Regions from separate parts of the Homo sapiens genome. Here region 2 is linked to region 1. Evidence: read pairs that join two places in POLR2A ChIA-PET (ENCODE). Cell type or tissue: MCF 10A. All regions are shown on one strand. Links, peaks and the distances in the headings refer to the core of each region. The heading gives the core; the rest is flanking DNA.

What was found. ChIA-PET counts read pairs that join two places held together with the same protein. Peaks named below come from ENCODE experiments on the same cell type or tissue, not always from the same donor. Only the 100,000 strongest peaks of a DNase experiment are listed, where the experiment ranks them.
Region 2: POLR2A ChIA-PET joins it to region 1 with 5 read pairs; 4 of 35 experiments call an interaction of 5 or more read pairs at or near these places.

The regions. Positions count from the first base shown.
Region 1 is chr21:36,916,194-36,919,109 of GRCh38, reverse strand. The region is part of intron 5 of HLCS (holocarboxylase synthetase); the gene reads left to right. Among named protein-coding and RNA genes, the nearest start is that of HLCS-AS1, 49 kb to the left of the region's middle. RefSeq lists a silencer at 1,227-1,521. In MCF 10A, for the core only: a CTCF peak has its summit at 1,372 (motif pointing right); a DNase peak (open chromatin) is centred at 1,369.
Region 2 is chr21:36,845,693-36,848,608 of GRCh38, reverse strand. The region is part of intron 6 of HLCS (holocarboxylase synthetase); the gene reads left to right. Among named protein-coding and RNA genes, the nearest start is that of HLCS-AS1, 120 kb to the left of the region's middle. In MCF 10A, for the core only: no CTCF peak of the experiment used is centred there; a DNase peak (open chromatin) is centred at 1,218.

The DNA.
Region 1 (2,916 bases), core at 184-2,683:
CCAGATACTGTTTCAGTTTTCTCATCTGCAAATATTTTAGTATGTGTCTCTGAAAGATGCGAGCTCTGTTTAAAAACATAATCACAATTCCACCGTCATACCTAAAATGAAACAATCTCTTCATATAATCTCATGTCCAGTCAGCCTTCCAGTTTCCAATTAGACATATTTAAAGATGGACTGTAGTATCTGTGCATTGTGTATAATAAGCACATGTGTATGATGAGCACGTTGGTCCTGTTGCAAAACAAATGTGAGAGAGAAACAACTGATGTTAACCCCTGTAACTTTTAGGGCAAAGTTGATTTCTGTGTCCTTGTTGAATGCCACATTTTAGCCCCCATTACAAGGCCATTCTGCAAATAGCAGCAAGTCGCCAATTGGAATAATATGCAGAAGAACCCTGAATGTTGAAATATGGGGGTTTTGTTCCAACTCTTACTCTTTCAGAACTAAACATGAGTTCCTCACCCTCTCTTTTCTGCATGCTAAGTCCTGGGTCTCTTTAGCAGGGACGGTATTGATTTTTGTTCTGTATGCTTTCAGCTCGGGTTGATGTTTAGCCTTTGACCCAGCCACTTTCTTACAATAAACAGTTTGTTGATGAGAGCAGCTGCTCAGCAGATTGTTTCCAGATTGTTCTCTGACAGCTGAGGACAGAGTGCACCTTACGAAGAAGTTGGCTTGAAGCTGATGGCGTCTCCTTCTTACCCTCTCTGCCTTTGAAGCCAACTGTCAGCCTCTGATCATTCCTCTATTTATATCCAGTGAAATGGTGTGAATCTGTGGCACTAGAAATCAGGCCTCACCTACAATCCTGAATATTTAATTTTGTTCTCTGAATGAATGGTTGCAGCATTTTCTAGAAGTTTCTGCCATATGGAGCAATTCCTTACTTTGCAGGAAGAATTTCCGGCACTCAGTACATAGGAGTTAGTGTACCATGGGGTGCTATGTAAGAAAGCAGACAGGCTGGGCTTTATTTTGTTCAGGAATCTGTGCTCCTTGAATATTTAAAGGCTTTCTATGCAAGTAAGGAATGAGATTACTTTCAAACTGAGTATGTATTATCTGCCTTGTGACTTGAGCCCTTTTAAAACAGTTCTCTTTATTTATTTTTCTACTTTTGAAAGAGAGTACTTCATTTTTTTTTTTTTTTAATGCAAGAGACAGATCATCCAATGACTTGGTGATTTACGTGGTCCAAAGTCACACCTTCGTTTGGATTTCTGCAGCTTCCCCAGTCACCTCCAGCTGTTACCTAGAATGGCCTGTCTGCTTGCAGCGACCTTCATTAAGAAGGGAAGGTCCGAGCTTTCAGCATGAGAGCCAACACTTTTTACTAAACTGGCCACCAGAGGCTGCTGTCAGAATGGTGAGGCTGAGCTCACCTCCCCGGAGGCAAGTTTACTTTTTCTACAACCAGTAAATTTTGTTAAGCTACCAATCCTGGTTTCAAAACTCAGGTCTCACTACACAGCCTCCAGTCACCAAGCATGCTTACGGCTGTAGCCCTTACAGCCAGGTATGACGTAGGAACTGGACAAAATTCAAGACCTAAGATTAAGACTTGTGTGTTTTTCATTCGGTGCCAATAAGCTGTTATTAATGCACTGATTCTGCATATACTGAACAGCTTCATGAAACGCACTGGGGTTTGTACTCGGGGAAAGTGCGCCCTGCATTTGGGCTGTACAAGATCTGGGTCTGTGGAGGGATGGCTCCATGAGGATGGAAATCTGTGGTTTTTCAGGGAGGTGTTCTTGCCTCAGAATGGTTCAGCAGCCCTTCCCCGGCAAAGGCAGCATGAAGGCTTGTTCAGATCAAAAGCTAAAAGGTGTTCTTCATTGCTGTTTTGCTTTTTGATTCTTTATGAAGGCTGTTTCTTTGATGATTCCACGATTAACAGCAGAACAAAAATCTACAGATCATGTAGGAGCTGGCAGGGCCTTTCAAGCTTCTGGGGAAAATCCTTTATTTCTCCCCCAATTTTTTGTTAAAAAAAATTGGAACTGAAGAAAAGGTAAAAGAGTCATACACCAACCCTATAAGCCCTGTGGAGCCTTCACCCAGATTTACCACTGGTGAACCTTTTGCCACATTTTCCTGATAAAGAGGGCCTTTTGTTTTTGTTTTGAAGATGCAAATGTTACTTCCTTTAAGTAAACCACAAAGCCCAGACCCTATTGTGGGTTGTTTCTAAGAGTGAGAGGCTTTGACATCTTTGCTTCCAGGAGAACGGCTCTAGTTTCTACTTGGCCCGGGGAGTATTTGTTTTATTTGAAGTAAAAGCAGTAGCCTACTAGTTTGTGATGGTTCCGTATGGCTGTGTATCACCCTACAGGGTTGAGGGGGATATTCCATCTTCATATGAACCAGCATTTATAAAGCACATGTGTATAAAGTTCTTAGAGTAGTAAGATTTTAAGTTTTAAATTGGTCAGGTGCAGCGGCTCATGCCCGTAATCTCAGCACTTCGGGAGGCTGAGGTGGGAGGATCGCTTGAGTCCAGGTGTTGAAGACCAGGTTGGGCAACACAGCGAGACTCCACCTCTACAAAAGATAAAAAAAAAAAAAAAAAAAAAAAAAAATTAGCTAGGCATGATGGTGTGCACCTATAATCCCAGCTACTTGGGAGGCTGAGATGAGAGGTTCTCTTGAGCCCGGGAGTTGAGTTTGTGATCGCGCCACTGCACTCCAGCCTGAGGAACATGTTGAGCAAGCAAGACCCTATCTCTTAAAAGAAAAGTCTTAAATTACAGAACATAAAAAAATCTTACAGCCGGATGCTATGAGGACAGATAGTTGATCTTTTATACTCAACAAAGGGATTCTACCCCTCTGATCTAGGAAAATTCCACTGATGATCATGTCACGGGTATAGGATTTGAATTTTTTCTTGCAATTTCCTAACCC
Region 2 (2,916 bases), core at 97-2,596, 70 kb after region 1:
AAAGTTTAATATTTTCAGTATACAAAAAGCTTTACAGTTGAGGCTGGGCGCGGTGGCTCAAGCCTGTAATCCCAGCACTTTGGAGGCTGAGGCAGGCAGATCGTTTGAGGTCAAGAGTTCAAGATCAGCCTGGCCAACATGGTAAAATCCCCTCTCTACTAAAATACAAAAATTAGCTGGGCGTGGTGGGGCGTGCCTGTAATCCCAGCTACTCCGGAGGCTGAGGCAGGAGAATTGCTTGAACTCGGGAGGCAGAGGTTGCAGTGAGCCGAGATTATGCCACTGCACTTCAGCCTGGGTGACAGAGCTAGACTCTGTTTCAAAAAAAAAAAAAAAACAACAATTATGTGGGCAAAGTTATGGAGAAAAGAGTACTCTCATACATTGTGCAGAATTAACACAATTTTTCTGGCATGTCTTGTATATCACATACCTTAAAATGTGCGTGTATTTTGACCCAACAATTCAGTTTGTAGGAATTTAACCCAAGTAGATGAAGTGATGCAAAGTTTTATATATGTGGATGTTCGTCGCTTTGCCATTTATAATACAGAAAAATAGAAGCTGTTCTTGGTGTTTAATAATGGGAGGTTAATTGTATATCCGTTTGATTAACTGTTGCACAGCATTTAAAAATTAGAAAAGCAGATCAGAAAACAATACCTATTGTATGACCCAATTTTGTTTTCGAAAAGTAAATAAACAAAAGGTTTCTGCATGCATTGAAAGAAGATGAGAGAATTTTGCCAGAATACATGAAAGGCAGTTCTCTTTGGGGAATAGAATTAGGGGAGAAATTTCCCCTTATCTCTGCAATTTTCTGAATTAAAAAAAATTCTTATATGTATTGCTGTTGTAAAACAGGAAGAAAACAATAAACCCTGTTGAAAGAAATAGAGTCACGTTTTTGGCATATCAGCAAGAAAATCCTCTTTCTGCTGTTTTTCTCTTTCTAGCTTAGTGATAGCCCAACTCTTTGGAGTTTTGACCCAAATGTTATTTTGGTTTTACAGTTTATCATATGCAACTTTAAATAAAAATTACTTTGGAGAACTTTTTTTAATTGACAGTACCTTAGATATCCATTACTTACCTTATATAAAATCCAGCAAACTGACTCTAACGTAGGATAGTAAATAAGTTGCTGGTATTACTGTCTAAGTGCTTATTCTGACTTTCTGTACTGATGCTGCTGGCACCATGAAATTCCTTTTCAATGATTCATAGAAACGAGTCTGTGCTAGAACTCAGATGATGTTGATTCTAGCGTGCTGCTATGACTGCTGGCTCTTATTTATTGATCAGTGTTTATACCAAATCCTGTGCTAAATACTTGATTTTTAAAAAAGGATTTATGCCCTCCAAGCCTTTATTTCAATGTCAAAAATGCCATCTCTCTCTTCTGAACGCCAGGTCGTCTTGCCCATCTCTCAGGTTTCTGTCTGAAGCTTTATAATAAATGATGGTAATTTGATTACAAAAGAGAAAGATACCATCATTTTATATTGTGGCTGTGGTGGCGTTTCTAACATCTCTATTTACAAAAGGAGAGATTTTAAAATTAGTTTAAGCTGGATGGCTGAAGCAGTGCAGCAAATGAATTAGATTTTTTGTGTTTTTGAAAAGGCTACAAAAATTGTGAGAGCTGTTCCTGGAATGGCCTTTTGAAAATCCCCTTGCATCCTGGAAGAAGGATGAGCGGATGGCTCTAAATCTGGTATTGTTGGACCAATCGAGCCAAGACGGGGTTTGTTGACAGGAATGTTGCTGAAGAACCACATGGAGTTGAGCTGTTTGCCTTCAGATTTAGCAGTTGTTTAGACAAGCAGGACTCTTTATTCTTGCTCAGACCTGAGTGAGCTGAGCCTCAAGGTTGAAAAGTAAAAAGGAGATGTAAGGGAAAAACAGTTCTTTCTCAACCTAGATTTCTGTGCGGTATATTGACTTTCCTTCAGAATTTTCTTTGTTCTGAAAACTATTTCTTCCCATTCTGCTGCCTCAAGGATTCTTCTTTTAGAATTTTTTTGTAGTTTCATTATCCACTCTTTGTTTCGCCAAAAACAAAGCAAATAATAACAACAACAATATCAACAACAGCACAAAAACTGGATATACCTCCCCCCGAAAATAAACAAATAGAAACATTCAGGGGAACTGCCCTGCCTGGTTGGAAACACCAGTCTAGGCCCCTTGGAAATGTCTTGGTGGAGGTCCCAAAGGTCTCAGGAGGACAGAGGACCTCGACATTTATTGAGTGCCTAATGTATAGGAACTTTAGGAAACCAACATTTATTGAGTGCCTACTGTGTATTTTCTTTAGGAAACCAACATTTATTGACTGCCGCTAGGTATCAACTTTAGGAAGCAACATTTATTATGTGCCTACTATGTACCAACTTTACAAAGCCAACATTTACTGAGTGCCCACCACACATCAACTTTAGGAAACTAAATTTATGGAGTGTCTACTATGTATCACTTTTAGGAAACCAACATTTATGGAGTACCTACTGTGTATCACCTTTAGGAACTCAACATTTATTGAGTACCTACTTTGTATCAACTTTTAGAGCTCTAGAAATGGCAATATTCCCATTTTATAGATGAGGAAACAGAGGCTTCGAGGTCACTCAGCTAAGAAGTGCAGAATTTGAATCTAGGTTTGCCCAACCTTGGTTTTTTTCTCTATATAAAGAGAGCAGTTGAGTGGTCTGGGCCACCAAGAAGAGGTGGCATAATATACTCCGGTGGCCATCACAGAGCTCATAGGAAGGAAGATAGGCCAGGCTTATTTCTTACTCTCCCAGAGGAGGCCATTTTGATGCCTGTGATACTTGGACTTTTTTTTACCTACTTAGCACAAGTAACGATTACACGTGCAGCTTTAAGAGAAATGACCTAGTAATGTTGAGCTGG